6 separate regions of the Homo sapiens genome follow, and all the other regions are linked to region 4. The links are chromatin loops, found by intact Hi-C in ENCODE. Cell type or tissue: Calu3. All regions are shown on one strand.

What was found. Hi-C counts contacts between places; a loop is a spot of excess contacts. Peaks named below come from ENCODE experiments on the same cell type or tissue, not always from the same donor. Only the 100,000 strongest peaks of a DNase experiment are listed, where the experiment ranks them.
Region 1: it touches region 4 in a loop (9-fold over the local background); 2 of 110 quality-filtered maps call a loop at or near these places.
Region 2: it touches region 4 in a loop (9-fold over the local background); 6 of 110 quality-filtered maps call a loop at or near these places.
Region 3: it touches region 4 in a loop (2.6-fold over the local background); 3 of 110 quality-filtered maps call a loop at or near these places.
Region 5: it touches region 4 in a loop (7-fold over the local background); 14 of 110 quality-filtered maps call a loop at or near these places.
Region 6: a loop joins it to region 4, with 8 times the contacts of the local background. A loop is called at or near these places in 27 of 110 quality-filtered maps.

The regions. Positions count from the first base shown.
Region 1 is chr6:86,172,911-86,177,910 of GRCh38, reverse strand. No RefSeq gene overlaps it. Among named protein-coding and RNA genes, the nearest start is that of SNHG5, 500 kb to the right of the region's middle. In Calu3, a CTCF peak has its summit at 2,531 (motif pointing right); a DNase peak (open chromatin) is centred at 2,580.
Region 2 is chr6:86,855,078-86,860,077 of GRCh38, reverse strand. No RefSeq gene overlaps it. Among named protein-coding and RNA genes, the nearest start is that of HTR1E, 80 kb to the left of the region's middle. In Calu3, a CTCF peak has its summit at 2,921 (motif pointing right); a DNase peak (open chromatin) is centred at 2,947.
Region 3 is chr6:87,027,182-87,032,181 of GRCh38, reverse strand. No RefSeq gene overlaps it. Among named protein-coding and RNA genes, the nearest start is that of CGA, 65 kb to the left of the region's middle. In Calu3, a CTCF peak has its summit at 2,309 (motif pointing right); a DNase peak (open chromatin) is centred at 2,241.
Region 4 is chr6:86,934,510-86,939,509 of GRCh38, reverse strand. HTR1E (5-hydroxytryptamine receptor 1E) reads right to left here and starts at 1,982. Exons shown (of 2, transcript NM_000865.3): 1 at 1,687-1,982. RefSeq lists enhancers at 1,088-1,642, 1,643-2,198. In Calu3, a CTCF peak has its summit at 2,301 (motif pointing right); a DNase peak (open chromatin) is centred at 2,279.
Region 5 is chr6:85,755,065-85,760,064 of GRCh38, reverse strand. No RefSeq gene overlaps it. Among named protein-coding and RNA genes, the nearest start is that of SNHG5, 79 kb to the right of the region's middle. In Calu3, CTCF peaks have their summits at 2,668 and 2,872 (motif pointing left); no DNase peak of the experiment used is centred here.
Region 6 is chr6:85,921,023-85,926,022 of GRCh38, reverse strand. All of the region lies in intron 4 of LOC101928842 (a long non-coding RNA gene), which reads right to left. Among named protein-coding and RNA genes, the nearest start is that of SNHG5, 240 kb to the right of the region's middle. In Calu3, a CTCF peak has its summit at 2,914 (motif pointing left); a DNase peak (open chromatin) is centred at 2,872.

The DNA.
Region 1 (5,000 bases), 760 kb after region 4:
AGCCAGGAGCTAGCATGATACAGAGAACCCCCATTTAGAGGACCTGCAGCAAGAAAAGGTATCCCTATGTTCATAGAGAATTAGTAGCAGGTATTTTATACATGGGAGAATATGGGAGAAAATAACACTCATTAGCAATGCAATGCATTAGAATTATTCTAATGTGAACTTTAAACATTTGCAGATTATATTTTAAAAATCAGTAAATAGTAGAAAGAGCATGAATTATGAAAGCAATACTTCTGCCTGAAAACCCATGACAAGAACGATATGGAGTAAAAGAAGAAAGTTGGCAAAGTCTGGACAATACAGCAAAGAAAGTCATCCTGGGCTATGGTAGAGGTAACCTGGTTGAGCATTTCCACTGATTTTTTCAGTGGGAATAAACTGGAAGTTAATATCAGAACTCCAACATGTGATTGATAAATGTAAAGTCTGCTGAAGCAAATGCTTTAGTAAAAACATGTTAAACTTCTGGTCCTTATTGCAGTTGTGGTCATTCTCCACAAATCTTTTATTTTCAAAATGCTAAATAATCATTATAGGAAGCTTCATAGACAACTATCCAAATTGCATAGATTGAGATTCTGGTCAATACACTGGGGGAAAAAACAAAACAAACAAAATAAAACAAAGGATAGAATTGGAAAAAAAATATGCTTCCCAAAATGTCTGTTTCTGACTCAAGGCACAAGTTAGATTACGTTTAGTAAAATATCAATCATACTTTTGAAAACTCCAGTAAAGAACATTTCAGACCATGACTTTAGAAGATATTATTTTTAAAATGGCATTTCTGGGTGAGTTAGTACATGATCTTGACACTTGTTTAAAAAAGAGAAATCAACAACCTATTCAATCACAGTGTTCAACAGTCAGCGGTTTCTAATGGCCCCTGGAATACTGAAAACTCTGTTTACAAACTTAATGCACATTTCTAATTCATTGACACATTTGCCTAATAGGATAGATGTAGGACTTAACCGGGTTTCTGCATAACGGTGCTCAGTTATACTTCCACATATAACAGTGCTCTTACTGATCCTGAAAGCCTGAAACAGATTTCATGATATATCAGCTCTCTCCAATTACCTACCCAGATGCTCTGAAAATCTCAGAGGTTTTCAAAATGAAAGTTATTTTAAAGCAATTTATTTTGTAAAGATACACATCTCTTAAGAGTTTTTTTTAATCTGACACTTGCAAGAAAATTTCACAATTTGAGAAAGACTGAGAGTCACCTTTTAAAAGTTTCACACCACTAAAGTTTAATTAACCTTGTGCCATGCATATGATGGAATTTTAAACAGATAAGCACTTTCTGCCTTGAAGATGCCAACCTCTCTGGGGCAATTGGACACCATGTCACCGGGAGCTCATGGACCACTCTGTGGTAGACTACAGTGTCAACTGCATGTGGCAGATGACCACTAGAAGGATGCAGTCTCAGCCTCAGATGAGAAACAGCCTTTCAGAATGCTGATAGATTTTTTTTAGTTCAACTAACTTCTCTAGGAAATAATTACGTAGAATCAATAACTTTAAATTAAAGAATAAAGGTTGTGAGCAAAATTCTACAGAGGAAACTCCTGCCACACCATTGCTTTGTAAAACATTTTTATTTTAGGATATTTTGGGGTGGACAAGAGAGAGTGAGTGGAGAAAGGATACACATTTAAAATTCAAGTGTCCTATCCCTTGCTGCAAGGTTCTGAACTTTCTAAGAACACTTTCTAAATATAGGAAGATTTGACATGTTTATAACTACATATTTTCTAGGGAAAAAGTATAAGGTTAATTACACTCTCAAAAATATTAATATTCCACAAATGTCAATAACCACTGCAATGTGTGGTCTAATTTGTGATTTCAAGGTTTGCAAAGTGTAATTCTGCTCAATGAGAAAGACTATTTTTTAAAAAAAGCAGAAAGACACGCTTATGATCAATGTGACACAGGCACTTGGTCCCAGAAAAATGTGCTCATCTTGTAGATCAACTACATATTTCAGGCTTCTGCAAGTGTGGACAGTAAAGGTTTTGAGGTTATGTCAGAGGCTAGCCCATGGCCAGACATTCCTTTTCTTGGTACAGGGTAACAGCACAACAGTACCCAGATGCCCTGAGAGATTCTCCAACAAAATGCTTTTCACAAGCATGGTGCCACAGCTCTGAGCAGAGCAATCTCATTGACTCAACCCTTCACATAGTAGAAAACATTTTCTGGTTGTCCTTCCTCGTGCAACTCATGGATCCTCAAATGTGGGCGGCAAGCCACCCAGGCACTGAGGCAAGAGACAGAGGACACGAGCTGTTCCAGTACAATAAAATATAAAACAAGAATAGTTATACCAGATATAGATCTTAGATATGATTATATATGAATATCATTAATCATTAGTTTGTAGCAATTACTTTTTATTCCAATATTATAATAATCCTCGCTCTATAATCATAGCCTAGGAAAAACCAGGCCATAAAGAGATAGGAGCTGAGGGGACATAGTGAGGTGTGACCAGAAGACAAGAGTGTGAGCCTTCTGTTATGTGGGGACAGGGCCACCAGAGGGCTCCTTGGTCTAGCGGTGATGCCAGCGTCTGGGAAGACAACCGTTGCCAGGTGGACCATGGTCTAGCGGTAGCGTAAGTGTCAAGGGAAAACACCCGCTACTTAGAAGACCGGGAAAGGGAGTCTCCTTTTCCCCGGAAGAGTTTAGAGAAGACTCTGCTCCTCCACCTCTTGTGGAGGGCCTGACATCAATCAGGCTTGCCCACAGTTATCCAGAGACCTAATCATCTCCCTGTGATGCTGTGCTTCAGTGGTCACACTCCTAGTCCACCTTCATGTTCCATCCTGTACACCTGGCTCTGCCTTCTAGATAGCAGTAGTAAATTAGTGAAAGTACTAATAGTCCCTGATATGCAGAAATAATGACGTAGCTGTCTTTCTCTCTGTCTCCTCTCCCTCTCTGCCTTGGCTGCCAGGCAGGGAAGGGCTCCCTGTCCAGTGGACACGTGACCCACATGACCTTACCTATCATTGGAGATGACTCACATTCTTTACCCTGCCCCTTCTGCCTTGTATCCAATAAATAACAGCGCAGCCAGACATTCGTGGTCACTACCAGTCTCCGCGCATTGGTGGTAGTGGTCCACCGGGCCCAGCTGCCTTTTCTTTTACCTCTTTGTCTTGTGTCTTTATTTCTACACTGTCTCATCGCCACACACAGGGAGAGACCCACCGACCCTGTGGGGCTGGTCCCTACACTCAAAAGCATTTTTTGAGCACTTAATGAGATCATTGATGGGTCATTGTTTGGAAAAGTTGAAAGTGCTGAAGAAATGTCAACAATCAGTCCACCAGTCAGATGGTAAAAACAGAAGGTTTACAATACACAGAATGAGGCTCAAATTTCACCTCAGCCTCTTACTAAATGTGTGAACCTGGGTTCCTTAAAATTTCCATTTCCTCATCTTCAAAGTAAGTCTCATAGCTTCCTTGTCATGCTTCCAGATTTATTCAATAAATAATCATTTTTATTAGTGCTCTTCATATAAATGGACTTTCTACCTGTTCTGCAAATGACCTGTTCTGCATTGAAGCCAGTAACCAGCCACCCAAAGGCCTAGAAGTCAGGCTTCCCTGAGCCAATAGGTTTACATGTGACCATTCATCAGAAAACGATGGACAGGCAGAAGAGGACAGGAAGAAAATAATGCTATAGATACACTTAAAAGTTACACTCATTTAGAAAGGCTTGGCTAAGAATGAAATCTCCTTTCATAATAGTGAATTTAAAAGAAAATTTGCTTTCATTTATAAACTCCAGACTAATAGATGCCCTTACAAAAATAGTATTGGACATTTAAAAACTATTACAGCTTTTGTTAATGAAATCAGGTTTCTTTGTATAACAGAGATAACACAGTGCCAGTCTGATAGGGAGCCAGTTAGAAGGCAAGTCTTATTCTTGCTCTCTTCAGTCCCATCCAAGCATAGATGGAGGTAGGGGTCTTTGTCTTACACACACACAACCTAGACTCCACTGTTTATCTCAGGTGGTTTGGAAAGTCCTGAGATATTAAAGAGTAATAACTACTCTCTTCTCTTAAGTATTCATCCATTCCAAAGTATTTATTGACCATTCACTGTATGTGAGACACTGCTCCAGATGTTTGGATACATTTGTGAATAAAGCAGAAATCCCTTCCCCTGTGGAGCTTGTAATCTATTAGAGGGAGAGAAACAATAAACAACAGACCTAATACATGAGTAAAGCACATGATTTGTTAGAGTATGGTAAGAGTTATGGGAAACAGAACAAGGTGAGCAGGGTAGGAGGGGTCAGGTGTGTCAGGCATGGGTTGGGGCTGGGCTGCAATTTCAGGCAGAACAGTCAGTGAAGATCTCTTTGAGAAGTCACATTTGAAAAAAGACAGGTAATTTCTGGGAGTAGAGCCCCTCTGGGCATGAGAAACAGCCAGTGCAAAGGCAATGTGCCTGGGATTCCCAAGGAAGAGCAAGAAGCCAGTGTGACTGCAGTATAGTGAGCAAGCAGGAAGCTGTAGGCAATGAGGTCAGAGAAGTAGTAAAGGCTGAACCTTCAGGACCCTGTAGGCCACTGGAATGGACTTGTGACTCAGAGAGCATCCTTGCAGATCTTATGGCACAAATGGGTCCAGATACCTCTGCATAATCAGTAGTGACCCACTGGGGCTGATGTGGAAGGATAGCCTCACCTGAACAGACAGGAAGTATAAAAAATACAGGTCTTGTGTAGGCAAGACATGACTGGAGGTTGCACAAGACCAGCTAGGTGTCTGGATTCTGGTGCTGCTCCTACCCAGCCTGTTCCTCCCGGAACCTGGTCACTGGTCTCACCAGCCCAGAGAATCCCTTCTAATCTCAGCAGTGGGGAAGAAGCTGGCTGTTTCTCATGAGGCTTTTCTTCTATGCATCAAGATCTCTCCTCTTCCCCCTTCTTCAGGTATAGGTTTTGTG
Region 2 (5,000 bases), 79 kb after region 4:
GGTCTATAACTGAACCCACAGTATCTCTAAGTCATGCCTGTAACCTTTATCTCTAGAATTTCTATTTTTGCAATTGTGTCTATTTCTTTATCAAACTTCTCACTTTGTTCATGTATTGTTTTCCAAATTTTATTTAATTTTTAATGTGTATTCTTTTAGTTTACTGAACATCTTTAAGATGATTATTCTGAATTCTTTTCAGTCATTTGATAGATCTGTATATCTTTAGGGTTGATTATTGGAGCTTTATTAGTTTATTTTGAGAGTGTTATGATTTCCTGATTCTTTGTAATTTTTGTGTCCTTGCATTGTTGTCTGTATATTTGAGGAGACAGCCTCCTCTGCTGGCCTTTACAGGTGTTCTTTGGCAGGGATAGACCTTCACTGTTTAGTCTAACTGTGATTCTGAAAGGGCCAGCTGCTAATGACCCTAGGCAGGCAGAGCTTTTTGTGGGCTCTCTAGTTGGCTGGGCTGCTGCCTTAATTCTGTTTTTAGCTGGGGCTCCTGGCTAGGTTCCACTGCCCAGCAATATCACTGGTTGGGCACTGGTATAAGGGGGAGCTGCTGGCTAGGGACTGCAAAGCTTCTGGTCAGGCTGATAATAAGATGTATTCCCTGGCTGGATAATTCTGCTATTTGGGATCTGCAGTTGGGCAGGGCTCCAGGCTGGGCACTGAGGTTAGGTGTAGATACTGCTTGGGATAGACAGAACCAGAGGCCACGCTCTTTGAAATGCATGATTGAGGATTCCCTCCTTGTCCCAGTGGAGCTGTGTGACAAGCTTTTGGCTGAGTTGAGTGGCTGTTTGACTTCCTGGATCAAGTAGGTCTGGCGCCTGTGCTTCTCCAAAATGTGCTGAGGTAGGAGTTTCCGTGCCTTGGCAGGATGGTTGAGTGGGCTTTTGGTCTGAGTGGAACTGCTGCTTGACTTCTCCAGTCATGCAGGCCTAGCCACTGTGCTTATCTGCAATGGGTGGAGTTGGGGGTCTCCCTGCCTCAGTGGGGTCACTGGGGTGGGCTCTGAGACTGGGCATGAAGACTAACCCTCTGGGGAATCAAGCTAGGTTGAACTTCCTACTGTGCTTCTGAAGACCATGAGGTCAGCTTCATGTTGATTTGTGTCTTCCATCTGGTTCCATGGCTGGCAGAAATGCAGAGGTACCACCAAGATCTGTATGCTGGTCATTGTGACCTCTGCTTCCTTCCTTTGTTTTTACCTGATCCTGGGCAGTCTAGCTGTGCTATTACCTACCCACAGTGTTCCTCATGAAGTGAGACTGGAGTAGCCTTCCTGGGAATTATATGAGATTGTTAGGGAAGCTGGATAACTGTCTCCAGTTCTTTTTTCCCCCAGTAGAAACTTTGGGTCAAGGAGTTCCTCTCCGTCTGGCATTGTGGCAACTTGGGGGAGGGAGAGGAGCAGTGCAGTCAAAGTGAGACTGTTCTTCTTATCGTTTTAATTTGGTTTTCATTCAGTTTGGGGGACTATGTGAGTTCTATCTAAGTAGTAGGATTTTTGAAAAGATGTTCTGGCCTGTGGATAGTTGCTAGTGGATCCTTCTCTTGGCTGGGTAGTGAAAGTGGAGCCATAGACTTCCTATTCTACCATCTTGCTGTTGCCACCTTTAGAAAGTCTTCCAAATTCTTCATATGTAAAACAACAACAACAACAAATCTTCCTTGATTCTGCCATTTACAATAACATAGATGAACTTGGAAGACATTATGCTAAGTGAAACAAGCCAGATACAGGGAGACAAATACCACATGATCTCACTTATATGTGGGGTCTAAAAAAACTCACTTCTACTCTCCATAGAAGCAGAAAGTAGAATGGTGATTACTGAAGGTGGGGAGGTGGGGGAAATGGAGAGATACTTGTCAAAAGGCACAAGGATGTAATTAATGTAGGATGAAGAAATCTAGAAATCAAATGGGCAGCATGAGGACTATAGTTAATAATACCGTATTGCATACTAGAAATTTGCAAACAGAGTAGATTTTAGGTGTTCTTATCACACACACTAAAAATGGTTAACTATGGGAGGAGATGAATATGTTAATTTGCTTGACTGTAGTATTGTTAATCAGTTCATTATGTACATAAAAAACCTCTCCTTGAGCCCTGTATTCCTCCCTAACTAATGCAGTTCTCTTTGCCTCTTCATACCCAAATTTTTCCTCTTTCACCTCTCATTGCTTCTCAACCCGTTGCACCCTCTCTTAAGTTACCAAGTCAGGGAAAAACCTCTCACTAACACATACTCTTCCATTTGCAACAACATGAACCTGGGCATGCTTCCAGTCCACATATCCTTGTCCTTTTTAACTTTCCAGTCGTCAACATTTTATACTGTGATTACTCTCTTTTTGAAGACTTTGCTTCCCTTGCTGTTTGTGACCCACCCTGCTCTAGTTTTTTGTTGACTCTCTAGTCACCCCGCTGTCTCCTTTGCAAGGCATCTTTCTGAACATCCCTGTGATGTTGTTGTTCCTCAGTTAGCCCTCCTTTTTACCCCACACCACACATGTGCCCCACTTTCACCACACTGACTCCCACAGCTTCAATTATCGTCTCTATGCCACAGATCCTCTGTTTTTAGTTCTGACTTTGACCTCTGCTCTCAGCTATAGACAAGTATTTCTAATTCCATATGTCCAAATCTGAAGTCATCTTTTATTCCAAGCCTGTTCTATTTTTAATTCCCCAAGTTAGTGACATCACCATCCATTCTACTGCCTACCTCCAACAGATTATCAAATCTAGGAGATGCTGTTACAGTCTTAAGTCTTTCCACTTTTCGTTATTCCTGCTACAATTACTACTATTTTTCCTCAATATTATCTTTCATCTAGAATACCTCAAGTCTCTCCAAAGCTTTTACTGTCTTACCTACTTTAGTTGATCCATTCCCTACACTGCCACCAGAGGGAGCCTTCCACAGTATAAATCTGATGATGTGAGCAGATTAAAACTCTTTGATAACATCTATTGCTTAAATAATCAGTCCCGTGGCTCACAAGGTCCTTCATGACATAGTCCCTGTTAATCAGTTCAGGCATCTCTTCATTGATTATCCCCTTGCACTTTATTTTCCAGGAATACTAAAGCTAAAGCAGTTTCTAATTAGTGAATAAAGCATATTCATGCTCTTCCAAGACTATCTAGTAATAAATAAGTGGATAAATATTGTCTTCTCAATTGATTAATAAATGCATTTTCTTCTTATTTGGGGAAAATTTACATATGCTATTACGTATATTATGTATATGATAAAGTAAAAACCTGTGCATACCCACTTTAAAAACATGTATTCTTTGGAATGTACCTATGCTCAGAATTGCAGGAACCAAAGGTTAAATAGGAAACTGAATAAAATTCAAATAAAGTTGTTTTGTTAGGTTATGCTGACAGGGTGGGAGGACTGATGTAGCACTTAGGCTGTCATTTCCACATCCTGCCAGATATTGCTAATTAGCCATGGCATTCTTTTATGAAAAGCACAGACTCAACCTCATAAACCTTATCACAAGCAAACTGGGAAGCCACTGCCAGTAGGAGTGGCTTCTATTATGAAGCCTCTTTGCTGTTTTTATTTGTGGTTATGGCAAGCAATTTTGTCCTGAGGACTTGAGGATAAAAGAGCCTGGAGAAGTAAATGCTTTCTTGAATTTTCTGTCTCATTTTTTTCCAATAATAAGGGACATAAGAATTTGCTGTACATTTTTTTCAGTCATAAAGGAATCCCAGTTCAGATATCTTTAAACAGAGTATGCATACCCTTGAGGATATTTGAAGACTTTCCAGGGGTATATGGCTTGGACAGCTTTAAGGAAATCATTCTGAAGATGCTCAGCTTCCATTGTGTCTCTTCCTTAAGCTGATCTATCTGAAAACCACTCCTGCAGTCAGTATTTCTCCATTCCTACCACTCTTTTCACAATGGTCACCTCCTACTTTACAAAAAAAAAAAATGTGCACCTCTCATCCATCCTGAATCTTATGATGCATTTCCCAGGGTATAAAAAAGTTAGGGGCTAAAAAGAGGAGTGTTTGAATATGTAAAGCTCCTGAATAAGAGCCTTTGGTTAAAAACATATTTACATAAGCAATTGCAATGAAATTATATGTATTGTGTATATATAATAAAATTATATACAAAAGATACATGTGTATATGAGAAATGCCTGATTTTATTTAGGTAACAAAATCATGGAAAGGCTCTAGCTAACCTTTTCTCTGTTTATGTAAATTAGAATTAGAATTCAGAAGTAGAATGTGTGTTATGGAGTACATACTGACTTTTTTTTGAATTGAAAAATGTAAGTTTGGCTTTGTATGGCAATAAATCTGATTTGACTAATATGCTTGACCACGAGAACTGGCTTTTCCAGTGAGGTTTTATACAGCAGATGTTTCACAAATTGTTTCAGAAATATGTCTCATAAACATACAGCAGACATGTTTCATAAGTTGAATGGGCTAAATCTGCAACTTCAAGTATATTAATATATTTAGATCTTATACCTGATATGCAATATACTAGAAATTGCATCTTTTGTAACTATTAGGTTTGAGATAAATTTAGATGTCAACTTAAAAACATAAGGAAGTGTATAATTTCTTTAAATTGTGGTGTCAAATAAGTTGACATTTTATGTACATTATAAAGCAAGTTTAATATTCCATAATATGTTTAAAACAACAAAATTATGCTTTGAATGATAGAGCTCTTGAGTACTTTAGGGGACTGCGGTGTTATGATATACATTGATTTTCATCCCCAGTTCCTGGCCCATAACACCCATATCCCTGTTACAGTCTTTTGCGTTATAATGTTGGGTATGTCAGGCCTCAGGGGCAGGCCTCTGAACTTCCTCTGCCTTCTTTCCACTCTGACGTTCCCCCCTCTTTCTGACTGTGGGTCTTAAGACTCTCCCAGGAGTGGGTCCCACACTAAACCTGGGAGAAGGAATGGCGATGTCATGAGACTTCCATA
Region 3 (5,000 bases), 93 kb before region 4:
GTGAAGAGAACCAGCTCTGCCATTTACTGGCTACAGGACCATGAGCAAGCTACTTAGTTTCTATGAGTCTATATATCCTCAACCATAAAATAAGCACAGTGATAGCATTCATTCATTAATTTCTTCATATAATTATTGATCATCTATTATGCATCAAATCTACAGGATTATAGTGACGATTATGCATGAGAAGTGCTTGTCAAAGTGTCTGGGACGTGGTTAGAACTCAATAAAGGTTTTAACACCGTTATTATAATTAGTGGTAATATTTTGTCAACATGGTGTAGGTGAGGTAGATGAACCTGTGATTCAGCCTGAGACACATCCAGTAGACCAGAGGAATGGATATATTTAATGGTCTACATTAACTGTGGGGACATTTTCCAGGCTGAAAAGATTCTGCATTCGGGGAAGGGGAAACTTTGAATAGAGCCAAGCAACAATCAGAACGTCAGCTTTCAGCCAGGTGTGGTGGCTCATGCCTGTAATTCTAGCACCTTGGGAGCCTAAGATGGGAGGATCGTTTGATGCCAGGAATTTGGACCAGTCTGAGCAATATAGTGAGACCCTGTCTCTAGAAAAAAAAAATTAGCCAGGCGAGGTGGCGTATGCCTGTAGTCCCAGCTACTCAGGGGGCTGAGGTGGGAGGATCACCTGAGTCCAGGTGTTTGAGACTACAGTAAGCTATGATCATGCCACTGCACTCCAGCATGGGTGACAGAGCGAGACTCCTGTCTCTAAAACCAACCAACCGACCGACCGACCGACCGACCGACCGACCAACCAACCAACCAACCAACCAACCTCAGCTTTCATCCCAGATAGGAGGCACTCAATCTATGGGCAGGGCAGTGGGGAAGGGGCTCCACGCTTACCACATGGACACGAGGTTCTACACCATGAGGCCTGTTATTAGGTGTCTATTGGTATTATGAGCTACATTGTGGCCCCCGCATCTCCAAATTCATGTGTTAAAACCATAAGGCCTCACACCTCAGAAAGTGACTGAATTTGGAGAAAAGGTCCTTAAAGAGGTGATTAAGTTAAATGAGGCTGGTAGGGTCGGCCCTATCTGATCTGACTGGTGTCCCTACAGGAAGAGCAAATTTGGACACACAGGGAGACACCAGAGTTGTGCGTGCACAGAGGAAAGACCATATGAAGATGCAGTGAGACAGAAGCCATCTGTAAGCCAAGGAGAGAGGCCTTGGGAGAAACCAAACCTGCTGACATCCTGATCTTGAACTTCTGGCCTCCAGGATTGTAAGAAAATACATTTCCATCATTTAAGCCACCAGACCATGGCATTTTGTTATGGTAGCCCTAGAAATGAATACAGCCATTGGGCTGGGATGTGAGGGACAGGTAGAAAAAGGGTGGGGGGTGCAGAAATCAAAAGAGAACTCTGGGACTAGGAGCCAGGGTCCTCGGGGATAGGAAGAGGTGTGATACAGGGAGCATAAGGTCTCAGATCTGACTGGCAGCAAAGATGGCTCAGGAACGCCCTTTAGGGTGTTCAACATGAGTAGATGGTGGGTCTCAAAAGTGGTTGTTTGGGAAGTAGGGCCTGGTGGGTCTTCATATGGGGAATGTTTTGATAAACTTGTCTATGAGAGGCTGGGAAACCCAGGGGCTCCAGAGATGATGTGTTGGTGGTGGTGGGAGTTGGTCATGGAGGGCTATCAGGGATTTAATTGGTTATAGCATTAGGCTAACCATAATTTGGTTTATTGTAGGGGTCATGATTTTTCTTTGGGTCAAAAGTATGATATTTATGCCATGCAGGGTGTTCAGTGTGTGTGCATGAGTACGTGTGTGTATAAAATTGTATGGGAACTAGGAATGTATTTTAGTTAAGTTCACTTGGGTCTTAAAGTTATCTGACTGGTTAGGGCATTTACTCATATTTTTATGTTGCCTGCACTTCTCAATAGACCATTCTTATAGAGTCTGATGCAATCGGAAAATTTAAAAATAAGAACAAAATTCACTTCATGATTATTATGCTTCGTAAATTAAATATTAAGTGAAACTGGTTTACCCAGTAATGATTTGAAAATTTACCCAGTAATGATTTGTTTTGGGTTTATATTATTGGCTTAATGTTTTTGATGCATTTTTGTATTTTGTGTAGCCCTTTATTTACTTATTTTATTCCCCAAGTCAGCCTTCCCAGTGTTCAGGCATATTATGAAGCAGATTAGAAGGTCATGCAGAAAGAATTCATATGTACACTGGATGATAATGTTATGGCCAGTAGGGGGCATCAAGGAATTGTCATAAGTACAGGCTTTGATTAAAAAATACTTGCATTTTAATTGCCAAAGCATCTGTTCTAAAATAATTCCAAGATGTAAATGTATATTTAAAGCATCATGTTTACATTACCGAGTGATAATTTGGTCCCAATCAGTATAGATACACCTTAATTATACATTTTAAATAAGAGTGGATCTTATTTATATCAAAATGGTAATTGCTGAATTTTGACACTCAGGAAAAATATAAAGGGTGAAATTTCAAAATAAATAGTATGATTTCGGCTTCTGAAATACTGTTTGTATATATAGCCCCTTCCTCATCTCATAAATGTGGGAATTGAATATACGCTCTCCAAGGTCTAGTTTCAGTATAATATGACAATAATTTTTTATTTGTTTTTCTGGGAACAGCACTGAAAACAGGAGGATTTAGGTGCATCGTGTATCAAACACTGGAGGGCTCTGAGATCAAATCAGAACTTGGGTTAAAAGTGCTGGGCAGTTTCCAGATAGACATCAAATGTCTGACTTCTTAGCATTATTTATCAAATTAGAATCCTTTTAATATCATTGCATTATCTTAGGCAATTTTAAAGATTTTCTGACTTTAATTCCCATCCCCTTCAATCTCTTTTTCTGTCTTTCTATTTTTCTCTCTGGCTTTATAGTTAACGAAAGCACTTTTCGAGTATTACATAATTTAACTCTCACAACAATCTGGGAAGTATTTTTACCCATATTTTATAGACGAAGAAACTTTCCTGATACCATTCAGCTAATAATTTTGGAATTGAAATTTAAACATAGGTTGTCTTACAGCATATTCAATATTCTTTTCAGTCTACCAGAGTGTCTCAAGTTAATTTCAAATATATTACTTGAGAGAAGTAACCTAGTAAACTATGATTATTATTGCATATATTTTCAAGAAGCATAAGAGTTGGTGGAATTAACTGTTCTGATTTCTCATTAGCAAAAATGCTATGGCTTCCTCTGTATCTCCAACTCTGGTTTTATCTTCTGTCTCTGTGTTGGTCTCGTTAGCTTTGGTGCCTTCAAATAGAGAATATGGCCACTGGCAGCTCTGGGCTCCCATTTTAATAATTCTTAGGCACCAGCCATAGTCCCAGGAAAGGACCTGGATTGAGCAGACCTTGGTCACGTGCCCACTCCTTGCTGGGAGTGGCATTCTGTGATGGAAAGCCTCCTTGGAGCCATATGAAATGGGGATGGGGGGAAATTTCCTAAGCTGTTGTCGGAGCTGTTTCCAAAGGAAGAAAATGTTTTCTGACCATGGGCTATTGGTCCAGGGTGGGTGCTACAGAGGTCTGTGGGCAGCTGGGAGCAACAGGAGGACCCTGGTGTCTGATGGTTATCAGAAGAGTAAAGAGCACAGAAAACAAATTTCACTTATTTAATTCCTTTACTGGCATCCAGTCCTGGCTGAATGCAAGCAAGAACAAGTGTAGGAAAGGCCCAAAGAGTATAACAGTGTTAAGGGTTAAACTTCAGAAATACCCTGTAAGGTAGTTTTTGATTGTCAATATAACAAGAGCCAAGGAAAGCAAAACTATGATTCCTGGCTTTTCTTGATAGTGTAGGGCCCATCCTCAAAATGAGGAGGTGTGATGTGCCTCCTCACCTGGGATGACTTTCTGTATTGAGGCTTTTATCAGGACACACAGGCCTGAAAATTCTAGCTTCCTGAAGGGGAACAAGGTGTAAAGCTCACAGAATATAGTCAGGTGGAACTCTGGAAGCTAGGTGAGCCATTTTTCAGATGCTGACTTAGGTGCATATTTAAATATCTTGTGTTAATGGTATAGACCCACATCCTGAAATTTAAGCACACATTTTAGATTATATTGTATTAAATGCAAAGTAAAGAACATTTTGTTGGGAAAGGGTCTTTTATTGATGTTTCTTTATTGCTTGTTTTATGTTTGTGTGTCTTGCTGTTGCAGCTGTTAGGACTCTGGATTTGCAGTATCCTATAATTCAGGTGTGACAGAGGCTAACTAAATAAACAGAAGCAGATTCCTCTCTTTCCCATTTCCTTTCTGCTTCTCTTGGCCTTTTAATTGCTTTGAAAGACAAGGTAGATGGTCTCAGGATCCCAGTCAGCTAAATTCTCCTAGCTCAGTTACTCTCTTTAATCTTGCCTGAAAAGGATGTTTAAGATCCAGAAACTTTGTTAGGACAACAAAATAATTAGTTGAAAATATATGAACCCATAGGATGAAAGACATTTATAAAATATTTAATTTGAAGCATAAATGCACATAGCAAATTATTTAAGCAGTATTATTATAACTTAATTTTGGGTCAGGTATTAAATGCTAATCCCTCTGCACTGGGCTGTGGGCAAAATGAGTGATGCAATGAGAACTCTGTCCTGGACCTAGTTTTCTACCTTCATGGCTCTGGTTCTACACATCTGCTTGAGGTCCCAAGTGTGGACACTCATCTCCACTGTCTTTCTGAACCAACTTGCTCAAAGGTCAGTTGGATTTTCTGCTGTAGTTCCATCAGAGTCCTGCAAGTATGCCTGTATTTGCTTGTTCATTCTTTCTCTGTTCTTAATTGCTATTGCTGAAATCATGATATGCAGGAAATGCAGATTTCATTCTCCTGCCAATTTCTCTTCAAGTGACTTTGAGTGAGAATGACTAACACTAGGTTATGGGAATCTATGCCATTTAACGTGTGGTCCCTAGACTAGAAACATCAACATTACTT
Region 4 (5,000 bases):
CTCAATTGAGATCTATAGCAATCCTTGGAGCTTCTGCAGCCCATGTCAGGTGATGATGACACAATAGTTAAGTTCTATCAACAATGATGAATCAGGATTTGAGTGAGTTTCTCTATATAGCTCTCTTAGTGATGAAATACCTCTATGCAGCAAAATAGTTAGTGGTGAGGTGCTATGCAATTTTAGAAATAAGCAACATACTCTGTTTTAAATATGATACAGAAACTGAGCTGAGTCCCACTTAGGAGGTGGGCTTCATCATCACAACTCCGTGGGCTGGAGGCTAAAGCTCTGAAGGGAGGAAAAACAGAGGCAGGCATATTTTGTGCATTTGTTAAATGGGCCTCAAATGCCTCCATTCATTTATTTGTTGAAGACAGGGTCATCTCATTTAATTCAGCAGGAAAGCAACTGTACCAGAAAGAGAAAAGCTGTCTCAATCTTCTCTGTATTTCAAAGGTATTTCACATATGCTCCTCATGAAGGAGACCGCACAGGGAATCAGACCCACGTGCCTGCTTTGCCTCTCTTGCGCAGGATTAAGTAAGGGAAGCCCCTGATTCACAAGTGCATCCTGGCTGTTTAAGGTTATGCATATTGTGTCTGAATGTACAACTATGATAAATATATATTCTGGAGCAATGTTAAATTCAGCTTAGGACGATGTACTGCTTAGAGCTTTGAGGGAAAACATAAGAATGATAAAATGAGCCTAAATTATTTTGGAAAAAACACTGCTCCCCCAACCCATTTGACGATCTATTATTTCCTCCTGGGCTGCTCCCTCCCCAAGAGATTTGGTGCAGGAGGCAAGGAAGGACAATAAGAAAGGTTAGGAAGAAACACCTTGGGATGCTGACACCATCTGCCTTATCCTTCTAACTCAAGGACAAGCAGCGTTGGGTTGAATACAAGGTCCTTTCTTCCAAAACTGGGCACAGGCAGAAATATACATATAGATGCAAAACCACTATGATCCTGTGATAGGAGCTGGAATCACTTCCCTTTAGACTCAATTTCCTTTCCTTTTCGTTAGGTAGGGGGTCAGCCTCTCACCTTGCAGTATTGGGTGGAGATGGCTTAAGACCAAACTTCTCATCTTAACTCTTACTTCCAAGATTTATTTTGTATTTTAAAAAAAATGAGCCTGCCTCATTACCTCCACACCTGGGCATTTTGTTTATCAGGACTGAGCACAGTATTATTTTCTGAGGGCTGGAGCAACAGTGCAGTCCTTTCTAATCAAAGGTTTTTTAATCAGCTGGCTTTGAAATCACACAGTTCTTCCGGGGTCCCTGGAGCACACCACCTCCCTGTGATTTCTACTCAAGTTTTCCCTGGCCCCCCCCAGCACCCGTTCCATACCTATTTAATCTTTAAGCTGCCTCTAATCCTTTTGCAAGGAAGCAGGATGAAATGCTCAAACCACAGTTATACACAATGTTGATTCTCAGGTTCACACATTTGAGGAATTGTTTGAACAAGAAATGCTCTCTGTACTATAATCCAGGGTGCAGGCACGGTGCCCGGGCGACCCTCAGTCTCCCTCCGACACCCCGCATCCCAACTCCCGCCGCCTTTGCGCCTCAAAGCTGGCAAACATCCCCAAGCCAGAGCTGGAGTACCTGGAGTGGGTGGGGGTAAGAAGGGAAGCCAAGGTCGTCCCGGAAGGTGTGCGCCCCTCACCTTGTGGACGGTGCGTGCAGCCGCGCCGCACTGGGCAAACCGGCACGTCCAGCTGGCTCCAGAAGTCTCACTCGGAACCCGCTCCTTTTTCTCCTGAGCTGGATCAGAGCACTGCTTCTCTCAACATTCGATTCTGGAGTACGTTGAGCCCAGGGCGTTCTCCCCGCCAGCGTCCTTGCCCGCGCCAGTGCCCGCCGGGGTGCGGCGAGACAGAACCTGGGAGCGCGGCGCGCCGGGCAGCCCGAGGCACCGCTGGTGGCAGGCGCTGCGCTTCGCCGAGTCTGGGCGCCTGGACTGGAAGAGGAGGCGAGAGGGAGAGAGCGGGGAAGAGGAGGAGGAGGAGCAGGAGCAGGAGCATGGGCAGGGGCAGTCTGCTAAATCATCTACGCAGGTCGCAGCCTCCCGGGACACCGTGAACGGAGAGGGGGGTGGTGGGTGTGGGATGAAAAGATGAGCCCGGGTGTGAGGCAGGTGGTATTGTGAACTGGAGGTCGCAGCTCCGAGGTACTCCAGGTCTTGCTTAGGTTATAAAAGAGAAATTCTGGAGCTGATGGCGCCTTAGGGCTCCCGGTTGCAGACACTAGAGGGCAGGGCTGTCCATGTTATAAACCGGGCCAGCGGGGTTGGAGGTGTGGGCAAGGGACTCACCTCCTGAGCCCCTTGCCGGCCACAGCCCTGGCGGAGAAGGGGAAAATAGATACAACAAGGGGGCAGACCCTACTCCCTTCTTCTGTAGCGAGCCTGGGTTGAGGAGGGAGAGGAACGGCGGGAGCAGTTGACGGGTTTGCACGCTTTCTCTACGCGGTTCCAATGGCAAACAGACCCTCTGGAGGTGCATTTCTTAGCCCTCCTCCAGGGGAGATTACAGTCAACATCCACAGGATGCCTCAAGGAGAGAGATTACAAGGAAGGGGTGAGGGAGAAGTGGACGAAAATTGGGGTGGGTCAAAGTGGAAGGGGGGAAGAGAGGTGGGGAAAGCAGTGAAGAAAAGGAGACGGAGAGTGGAGTGGTTGGGGCTGAAAGACCTGCTGAAGCAGCCTTGCCATTTTTTTTTTTTTTGAGGGAAGTCTACCTGGGCGCCATCTCAGGTTGTCAGAGGGCTTTGTGCTCTTCTGAGGGTGCCAGGGGCTGTTCTTTTTGTTGTTCTGCTGCCGCAAGGTCAGAAAAGTTAAGCTGGGAGGGACTTTGCAGAATCCTGGCATTGCTAAAAGAAGCTTCCTTACGGCTGGTTGGTTATTCTCTGTGGAGAACTTGGGTGACTCAACATTGAAGCCTAACATGGATTGAGCCCCTGCCATTGTAAAAAAGAAAATCAGATTGTTCAAACTAGCCATAAAATGAACTAGACAATCTTATGGAGACAGTATGATCTGTAGACAGCCTGATACACAAACCTTAGAGTTGAAAGGACCTTGGAAACCATGTAGGCAACTTGGGTAGCTGCCCCAAACACCTGCCTCACACTTTTCTTTCTGGTTTGTAGCCTTATGGCTGATTTGAAAAACACTTTAAGTTATTTATTTATTTTTTGAAGTTTGACAATTCTAAACCAAATGAAACCCTTCTTCAGTTCAAAAAGCGAGCCTGTGTGCCCTTCTCCTGCCTTCTAGAGCGCCTCTCAAGGCCAGCAGGGGTTGACTGATGGATTATCAGGGGAATTTCACTGAACAAGAGAAAGGAAGGTTGGTAAACTATAGTCTTAAATTGTGATTTGCTTCTGTTAATCCCATTAAACTGAGAATAGGCTTAAGTAGACTGAAGTCTAACAGGAGGATGAGGTGGAAATATGTTTTCCTACTAAAGATGACACATCTTGAAGTTTGTTTGATGATAAAGGTGTTATGTAAAAATAAGCAGAACAAGAATCATTCCTCATTTTAAAAAAGAATCTTATAGGACTGAAGATATTTTAGATATCCCAAGAGAGTAAGTAAGGACATTGTTCTACTCTTGCAAGTTTGGAGTTCCTCCAAAATATAAAGGAAATATGAGTTTGTTAAATTGCTTTATTTAAAATTGATTTACCTATTTTTTGGTTATTACAACATAAGGAACTATGGAAACAAATATTATACACTTGGAAACTTTCCTGAACATACCTCAGAATACCCGCTTTTTGGCAGATGTTCAGCTTTATGAAGTGTCTGATTATTTTCAAGCTATTAATTAACTTCTGGCATATATTCTACCAGTTTTAATAAAATCAATGCTCTCTTAATCAAGAGCTGCTAATTCAATTTGTATTACCCATTTGAGTTTCCAGTGGCCTCTATGAGTGCTTTAAGATTGCAGGTATATGTAAATCACATCCCCATTTCATAATAGAGAATTCCTTGTCAGTTAGAAAAACTATAAGGATTGCCTGGAGCCCTGGGCATCTGGCATAAAAAAGTCATCAACTTGCAGCGGGAACTCAAAAGTCACTATGAAGAAATTAACTTATCAAATCCACTCATTCATTAATTCAAAAAATGTTGGTAAATATCTACCACGTTTGAGGCATGGGGCAACTTCTAGGACTAAAATAATGAAGGAACAGTTTATTCTCTCAGTGGGAAGACTAATTCCCAAACTAGTAAATCCATTCCAGAGTAACAGTTTGGAGAAGGGGTAAGTACAGGATGTTATGGGAGCACAGAGGAGGGCAATCTAATCCAGGTTTTAGGACCAGGGAGTAATTTCTGGAAGTGGTACTGACAGTGGTGATGTGTATAGATGGTGGGGTGGTTGATAGTGGTTGGGAGAGGGAAAAATCATGAACAATGGATTCCCTCTATCTCCAAGACAATCCTAATTACATTTGTTAATTTTTCACTTGGATGCTGGAACTTCACATTAATAGATGAGGAAGCAAGCATGCACATGGTACATTTTTCTGCTAGAAGTAAGACTACAAGTTTTGTGAGGCAGGAGCTGTTTATAACTTGTTCATCACACGATTACAGAGAAGAATCAAGATTCTGGTTGACATTGTCTGTCATTTCCTACCTCCACCACGGAAGTGGGAATGAAACATGAAGGGAAGGCATTATGGTGGCGAGGGAGCTCACATTTCTGAGCTCACACCATCCTAGGTGCTCTCCATACATGATTCCACTAAACAATTTCAACAACCCTGTGACATGGTTCTCTCATTTTACTGTTGATTTCAAAGACTGAGCTTCAAATTGCATTTTATGTCTGTGGTGTGACAGAGGCTAGAGGGAGAGAATGAAATGTTTATAGGTAGGTTTCAACATTTGTCAGCTTTCAGGAAGTTATGCTATAGTAACCAAGCATAACCCCCAAATCTCAGTGGCTTGCTATGGTAGAA
Region 5 (5,000 bases), 1.2 Mb after region 4:
GATAAATTCCTCGACACATACACCCTCCCAAGACTAAACCAGGAAGAAGTTGAATCTCTGAATACACCAATAACAGGATTTGAAATTGTGGCAATAATCAATAGCTTACCAACCAAAAAGAGTCCAGGACCAGATGGATTCACAGCCAAATTCTACGAGAGGTACAAGGAGGAACTGGTACCATTCCTTCTGAAACTATTCCAATCAATAGAAAAAGAGGGAATCCTCCCTAACTCATTTTATGAGGCCAGCATCATCCTGATAACAAAGCCTGGCAGAGACACAACCAAAAAAGAGAATTTTAGACCAATATCCTTGATGAACATTGATGCAAAAATCCTCAATAAAATACTGGCAAACCAAATCCAGCAGCACATCAAAAAGCTTACCCACCATGATCAAGTGGGCTTCATCCCTGGGATGCAAGGCTGGTTCAATATATGCAAATCAATAAATGTAATCCAGCATATAAACAGAACCAAAGACAAAAACCACATGATTATCTCAATAGATGCAGAAAAGGCCATTGACAAAATTCAGCAACACTTCATGCTAAAAACTCTCAATAAATTAGGTATTGATGGGACGTATGTCAAAATAATAAGAGCTATCTATGACAAACCCACAGCCAATGTCATACTGAATGGGCAAAAACTGGAAGCATTCCCTTTGAAAACTGGCACAAGACAGGGATGCCCTCTCTCACCACTCTTATTCAACATAGTGTTGGAAGTTCTGGCCAGGGCAATTAGGCAGGAGAAGGAAATAAAGGGTATTCAATTAGGAAAAGAGGAAGGCAAATTGTCCCTGTTTGCAGATGACATGATTGTATATTTAGAAAACCCCATTGTCTCAGCCCAAAATCTCCTTAAGCTGATAAGCAACTTCAGCAAAGTCTCAGGATACAAAATCAATGTACAAAAATCACAAGCATTCATATACACCAATAACAGACAGAGAGCCAAATCATGAGTGAACTCCCATTCACAATTGCTTCAAAGAAAATAAAATACCTAGGAATGCAACTTACAAGGGACGTGAAGGACCTCTTCAAGAAGAACTACAACCACTGCTCAATGAAATAAAAGAGGACACAAAGAAATGGAAGAATATTCCATGCTCATGGGTAGGAAGAATCAATATCATGAAAATGGCCATACTGCCCAAGGTAATTTATAGATTCAATGCCATCCCCATCAAGCTACCAATGACTTTCTTCACAGAATTGGAAAAAAATACTTTAAAGTTCATATGGAACCAAAAAAGAGCCTGCATGGCCAAGTCAACCCTAAGCCAAAAGAACAAAGCTGGAAGCATCACACTACCTGACTTCAAACTATACTACAAGGCTACAGTAACCAAAACAGCATGGTACTGGTACCAAAACAGAGATATAGATCAATGGAACAGAACAGAGCCCTCAGAAATAATGCCACATATCTACAACTATCTGATCTTTGACAAACCTGAGAAAAACAAGCAATGTGGAAAGGATTCCCTATTTAATAAATGGTGCTGGGAAAACTGGCTAGCCACATGTAGAAAGCTGAAACTGGATCCCTTCCTTACACCTTATACAAAAATTAATTCAAGGTGGATTAAAGACTTACATGTTAGACCTAAAATCATAAAAACCCTGGAAGAAAACCTAGGCATTACCATTCAGGACATAGGCATGGGCAAGGACTTCATGTCTGAAACACCAAAAGCAATGGCAACAAAAGCCAAAATTGACAAATGGGATCTCATTAAACTAAAGAGCTTCTGCACAGGAAAAGAAACTACCATCAGAGTGAACAGGCACCCTACAAAATGGGAGAAAATTTTCACAACCTCCTCATCTGACAAAGGGCTAATATCCAGAATCTACAATGAACTCAAACAAATTTACAAGAAAAAAACTAACAACCCCATCAAAAAGTGGGCAAAGCATATGAACAGACACCTCTCAAAAGAAGACATTTATGCAGCCAAAAGACACATGAAAAAATGCTCATCATCACTGGCCATCAGAGAAATGCAAATCAAAACCACAATGAGATACCATCTCACACCAGTTAGAATGGCAATCATTAAAAAGTCAGGAAACAACAGGTGCTCGAGAGGATGTGGAGAAATAGAAGCACTTTTACACTGTTGGTGGGACTGTAAACTAGTTCAACCATTGTGGAAGTCAGTGTGGCGATTCCTCAGGGATCTAGAACTAGAAATACCATTTGACCCAGCCATCCCATTACTGGGATGAATTATAATACCCAAAGGATTATAAATCATGCTGCTCTAAAGACACATGCACACGTATGTTTATTGCGGCACTATTCACAATAGCAAAGACTTGGAACCAACCCAAATGTCCAACAATGATAGACTGGATTAAGAAAATGTGGCACATATACACCATGGAATACTATGCAGACATAAAAAATGATGAGTTCCCGTCCTTTGTAGGGACATGGATGAAATTGGAAATCATCATTCTCAATAAACTATCCCAAGGACAAAAAACCAAACACCACGTGTTCTCACTCATAGGTGGGAATTGAACAATGAGAACACATGGACACAGGAAGGGGAATATCACACTCTGGGGACTGTTGTGGGGTGGGGGGAGGGGGGAGGGATAGCATTAGGAGATATGCTAAATGACGAGTTAATGGGTGCGGCACACCAGCATGGCACACGTATACATATGTAACTAACCTGCACATTGTGCACATGTACCCTAAAACTTAAAGTATAGTAATAATAAAATTTAAAAAAACAGTTTACTGAAGTTGAAATTCAATGTGTAGGTCTAAATTTTATTTCAATTTTAATTCCTCCAGAATTGATGCCTGAAATAAAACTTGCTTTGAAAATGGAGCTTGAGTGCCCTCTTGTGATGGAATAGGCACTTAAATTTATTGGTAAATATTTTTCAGTTGCATATGAAATAATTTGAACCAAATCATTTAGCAAACACAAAATGCCCTCTATTGCTAGGCCAATTTATGTCAGTACATTTTAGTGAGGGAAAGACAAGTACCTGAAAACTTGGTTAGTATTAATAGACAATATGAATAATTCACAATAAAATGCTGTTCCTTTTACGGTACTGGTAACTCAAACAAAAACTTTGTAAAATAGAGTCTCTTTCAACTCATCATCAATTAATTGTCTAGCAAGTGCTCTCCATTCCTGCTTTGAAACATAGACTCACAAAACAAGAGGAAGTCTTGGGACCAAGCAGGTAGGCTCTGATGTGCTTCCACTCCCTAGCTCCCACTGAATGAAGTGCCCGTTTTCGAAGCATCAATCGTTTGATCCTGAACTATTTATGTCAATTGTACTTGTTTTAAATTTGTCTAATTAAATAACATACAGATGAATTATTCATTGAAAAAGAAAGAAAATGTTGTTAAAGAAAACTAAGTTGGATTCTTTGGGATGACTTCAGGAAAAGATAATTGGAGAAAAAGACTTTCTTTTGAAACTACACAGACAAGAAAACTATAAAATATAGAAAATAAAGTAATAAAAACTTCAAAAAATTCTAAACCTAAAAGCCTCACATCAGCAAACTGCTTAAAAATAATTTTTAATAAAAGCCTTCACCGGCCGGTCAAGGTGGCTCACGCCTGTAATCCCAGCAATTTGGGAGGCCGAGGCAGGTGGATCACCCGGGGTCAGGAGTTTGAGACTAGCCTGACCAACATAGTGAAACCCCATCTCTATTAAAAATACAAAATTAGCCGGGCATGATGTCACATGACTGTAATCACAGCTGCTTGGAAAGTGGAGGCAGGAGAATCGCTTGAACCCTGGAGGTGAAAGTTGCAGTAAGCCAAGATCACATCATTGCACTCCAGCCTGGGCAACAAGAGCAAAACTCCATCTAAGAAAAAAAAAAAGGCTTCACTCTCTATCAAAAGATTGGTAAAATATTCATTTATATATTTTATTCTAAAGTAAAACATTTTAGGTACTTATTGTCTTTTGAAGGATTCTCCACTTAATGAACTTTTTTGATTCACTAACACTAAAGGGTTTTTTCTTTAGATGCTCATTTTTTATATACATGTATATTTAGATAAAAACTTCTGTGGAATGTATATATGGTCTGATTCTAAAATGAACTTGGGTCTATATGACCTGAAATACAAAGTCTGTCTGTGGTTAAAAATCAAATCATAACATCTGGCATTATCTGGGAATATTTGTGTAAACTTTTGACCCTTAAAAGTACACTGCTCTTACACTGCTGACCTCAATATATGGTATAAAAGCTTTATTCTGACAACTGCCTGGAATTCTCACAAAAGGAGGGCAGAAAATTTGGGTATATTAATCTTTAAGTAAACCCAAATGACTTATCTGCAAGTCTGAGCATAGTTTTTCATGGTGACAAGACCAAATATAGAATCAGATAAGAGGGCTTCTACTTCACTTTTTACATTGTTTTTAATTATCCAGAAAATGATGAATATAATAAGCCCAAATTGCTGTAAATGGCCAATATTTCTCTGAAATACATTTATTTTAAAATTTTTGAGCACCTACAATGTACTCCTTCTGTTTTTCCCTTGAATTTACACATGAGCCTCAGTAACAGTCACATCTATTATCAGATTTTAGTAAACAAATTTCCTACTTTGGACTTCATAAGAATTGTTAAAAGATAAAATTACAACAAATATGGTTTTATAGATCCTATGGCTTTTATTTGTGATTCTAGAATCAGGCAGCAGTCTGGACAAAAATGGTTCAAACTGTTCTGCCCCATCACATGTGCAGGTTATATTTACAGCCATAGAAAAGTAAGTGATATACAGAAAATGAAAATGAGGTACAGTGACATCTAGATTAGTTAGAATTCAGTGTTCACCTGAATTCAACTTCATTTTTACAGATGGCTGCCTATGATTGACTGAAACTCAACTGCTGTGATTGGCTGAGACTCAGCTACTTTTTACAAGAGTGGATTACAGTCTGTTGACACAAGTTAGATTGCAGTTTACTCT
Region 6 (5,000 bases), 1.0 Mb after region 4:
TAAAATTCATGTGGAACCAAAAAAGAGCCTGCATAGCCAAAGCAAGACTAAGCAAAAAGAACAAATCTGGAGGCATTACATTGCCCGACTTCAAACTATACAATAAGGCCATAGTCACCAAAACAGCATGGTACTGGTATAAAAATAGACACACAGACCAGTGGAAGAGAATAGAGAACCCAGAAATAAACCCACATACTTACAGCCAACTGATCTTTGACAAAGCAAACAAAAAAATAAAGTGGAAAAAAGGCACCCTATTCGACAAATGGTGCTGTGATAATTGGCAAGCCACATGTAGAAGAATGTAACTGGATCCTCATCTCCCATCTTACACAAAAATCAATTCAAGATAAATCAAGGACTTAAATCTAAGACCTGAAACTATAAAAATTCAAGAATGTAACATCAGGAAAACCCTTATAGACATTGGCTTAGGCAAAAATTTCATGACCAAGAACCCAAAAGCAAATGCAACAAAAAACAAAGCTAAATAGGTGGGACTTAATTAAACTAAAGAATGTTTGCACAGCAAAAGAAATGGTCAGCAGAGTAAACAGACAACCCACAGAATGAGAGAAAATCTTCACAATCTATACATCCGTCAAAAGACTAATATCCGGAATCTACAAGGGACTCAAACCAATTAGCAAGAAAAAAGTAAACAACCCCATCAAAAAGTGGGCTAAATACATGAATCGACAACTCTCAACAAAAGATATACGAAAGACCAACAAGCATATGAAAAAATGCTCAATATCACTAATGATCAGGGAAATGCAAAACCACAACGCACTACCACCTTACTCCTACAAGAATGGCCATAATCAAAAAATCAAAAAATAATCGATGTTGGCATGGATGTGATGAAAAGGGAACACTTCTACACTGTTGGTGGGAATGTAAACTAGTACAACCACTATGGAAGACAGTGTGGAGATTCCTTAAAGAACTAAAAGTAGAACTACCATTTGATCTAGCAATCTCACTACTAGGTATCTCCCCAGAGGAAAAGAAGACATTATACGAAAAAGATACTTGCATATGCATATTTATAGCCACAAAATCTGCAATTGCAAAAATGTGGTACCAGCCCAAATGCCCATCAATCAACGAGTGAATAAAGAAAATGTGGCATGTATGTATACCATGGAATACTACTCAGCCATAAAAAGGAATGAAATAATGGCATTTGCAGCGACCTGGATGGAATTGGAGACCATTATTCTAAGTGAAGTAACTCAAGAATGGGAAACCAAACATTGTATGATCTCACTCATAAGTGGGAGCTAAGTTATGAGGATGCAAAGGCATAAGAATGATACAATGGACTTTGGGGACTATGCGGGAAAGGGTTGTGGGAGGGAGGAGGGATAAAATACTGCACATTGGCTACAGTGTACACTGCTTGGGTAATGGGTACACCGAAATCTCAGAATCACCATCAAATAATTTATTCGTGTAACGAAGCACCAACTGTTCCCCAAAAACCTATTGAAATAAAATAATAAAAAATATTTAAAATTAAAAATTAAAAAATAAAAGTTATAATAGAAAAATAAAAAAGAAAAGTGGTTGGAGCATAGAGGATGGTAAAGTTATAAAATAGTAGAGTTGTAAGTAGGTAATCATTCCCAAAGAATAGACTGCAGAACGGTCATGAGGAATGTGAAAAGACAAAGAACAAATCTGAGAGCAAGCAGGCCAAGGACAGCACACCAGCTTTCATCTAATCTGGGTTATCAGCCCTTGCTGTCTCAAAGAAGAGCTGTGAAAACACAACATATTGAAGAGGACACAGAGCAACCAGGATCTCAGACATTCATGATAGGAGAATATAACGATGCAACCACTTTGAAAAACTGGAAGTTCCGTAAAAAAATGAAACATACATCACCCCCCACATCCCAGAAGTTCTACTCCTAGGTATTTGTTTAAGGGAAATGAAATCTTATGACAGCAAAAAGATTCCACAAGAAGTTTCATGGCAACTTTACATATAATAGCCAAAAACTAGAAACAACCCTGATGTCCATCAACAGGTGAATGGATCAGCAAAATGTGATACAGTTATACAATGAAATACTAGTTGGTAATATAAAGGAAAAATAGATTATAAATAGATAATTAGATAGATAGATAATAGAGACATAGATATGCATGCAACAGGGATGAATCTCAACATTGTACTGAGTGAAAGGGAAGAGTTCACTTAAGATCTGAGCATTTCATTGCATGTAAGTTGTATCTTATATCTATCAGATTCCGATCAGGAGACAGAACCACACAGTAATTTGAACAGGGGAAGTTTAATATAAAAAATTATTAACTATAAACGGGAATTACCTACTAATAGATAAAGACAAGCTTAAAGGATAAATACATAGAAAACATACATAGCAATCAATACCTCTAGCACTGAAGCACAGCACCTAGGCATGCATCAAATACAGAAGAGGCCTCCAGAGCTGAAATCCAAACTTTCACTGGGAAGGACACCATCCACCTGTGTGGAAGTTCATGCAGATGCCATGCTGGTAGAACTTACTGAGAAGCTGCCTTCTGGGATGCTGAAGGAAGCCCTCAACAAGGTGTTGTACCTCAGAACTCACTGCAAAGCCTCCCACAGAGATGGTGAGCTGGGAAACTACTTCCTTGGTTGCTAGGTGAAGCTGCCCACAGAAAGATGCCATGCTGCAGAGCTCACTGAGAAACTACCCATAGGGGTGGCCCAATAGGAAGCAATCCCCTGGGGTGCTAGGGAATGCTGCCCATGGGGAAGTAAGTATCAGCCAATTGTCCTATATGCTCCTGACTCATGCACTGCAATAGCAATCGCGCAGAGCACACTAGGAACCAGAAGAAAAGCCCTTTCATCCTCCAGCATACATCCAGTGCCCTCTAGTGACAAAATTTAACATTGTGCCAGCTGATAATGAAAACATGCTTCAGAATCACAAGCAGGGCAATGAAGGATAGATCTAAAACTGAGAGGCAACAAATAGATAACTAACACATGCCTCAAGGAGATGAAGAAGGGGGCGGGAGGAGAAGAGGAGGAAGAGGAGAAGGAGGAAGAAGAGAAGGTCATCTGTGGGATTTGAGGTATGATGGAAGATCAGAGACTTAAACAGAATAGATATAACTGGCTAAACATGAACAATAAATGATAGCTGGTGAACCTTGAGTATTTGCAAAGAGTGTACTAGGCACAGTATTTTGTTTAGTAAAATATTTCTAGAAGTTAGTTATTGTTATTCTCATTTTGGTGAAGAAACTGGGACTCAAAGGGGATGGACAACTTACCCTAAGGTCACACAACCAAATGGTAATAGACCCAAAATTTTCACCCAGAACTCTGACTCCAAAGCCTCACTACATTGCATCTCCTCGATGATATATAATCATTCCAATGCCAAAACGGAAAGTCAAGATTCTGGTCCCCCCAGTAATTGCTTTTATACTTATCCCTAAGTCTGTCATTGAATACAAGAAGCTACAGGACTGGTTTCAAGTGGTGCTACATTTTTATAATCTTAGTGCAGAAATGGAAAGAGCAACTTGCCCATTCACCCAAGACTAACAACTGGCATGAAGTGAATTGCTTCTGTAGACAGTAAACAAGAGTAAGCTGGTATTTTTTTCTAAGTCAACTTTAGGACAGCTTTTCAAACAAACACACATTGCCTTTATTCCCAGGACAAAAACCAGAAACTCTAATAGTCCCTGGCTGTTATAATTTGATGCTTAATGTACTTCTATCTATGTAAGCCGTATCACATACCTTTCTAATAAGGCAAGGAAGAGTGAATAACATCAATTATATCACGATTGTTTCTCTTATAAAGTTAATTAATATTAATAATGGTTATTTATATTGGAGTTACCATTATCATCACCTTATATCATTCAATATTTATTCTGAAAGTCAAAGAATTATAATGTGGGTGGAAGGGTACTTGGAATTGTCTTGTTTAATCACCAGTGACCTATGAGTGCATGGCGAACTGTTAAAAAAATAAGCTAATGCTCTCTACTCAATTATTATGCCATAACTGAATCATAATATTTATTCACTTTCTCCCTGAATGACTTTATCCAATTTCTAGACTTCACATATCTATGCTGAAAATTTCCAGATTTGTATTTTCAGCACTGAACTCTCTCATGATCCAGATTTCTTATATCTTATTGACTACACAGATCTCAAATATGCTTCTCAGATTTAACAATTCCAAAACAGAACTTTCTGTCTGTTTTCCTCCAGTCTTTTAGAGCTAATGAATGGCATTATTATCCACCTACTTGCTCAAGCTGAAAACCTAGAGGTCATTCTTGATTCTTTTCTTTACCTTATCACCCAAATCCAATTCATCAGCTAGTCATACTATCCCTACCTCAAATAATGTATTAATATATCCATTTCTTTCTAGCTACACTACCATCTTCCTAGTCCAATTTACTACCATTTCTCATTTAGACTATTGATATAGAACTGCTCAACTTGCTTATACCTATGACTGTCCTCAATTCATTCACATTACTGCATGCTGCCAAAAACTATCCAAAAGATTCTTAATGCATTAAGAATAAAATCCACACTCTTTATCATGGCCTATTAGTTCAAACCCTAATTGCCTCCCTGTATCAGGATTCAATCAGAAAAGAGATCCACTATAAGTGATATAGAATAAAGTTTATCATAAGGGTTTGATATTGAGCCCCTAGCAATTGTGAGAGCTAGTAACGATTCTATATAAGGATGTTGCTTCTATATCTGATGCTGGACTGGAAAGAAGGATGAATGGGAAATGTGAAGTGGGGAGAGCAAGAATGAACTGAAACCTGAAAGGATGAGCTGAAGCTCATGAATATGAACTAAAACTTGGATCTATCTTTTGCTACATTCAGGCCTCAATTTCAACATTGTGGGTGACTTGCAGAGGAAGCTAACACTCTTTGTCATAGATTTAGGCCACATACCTGGCATAGGATTAGGA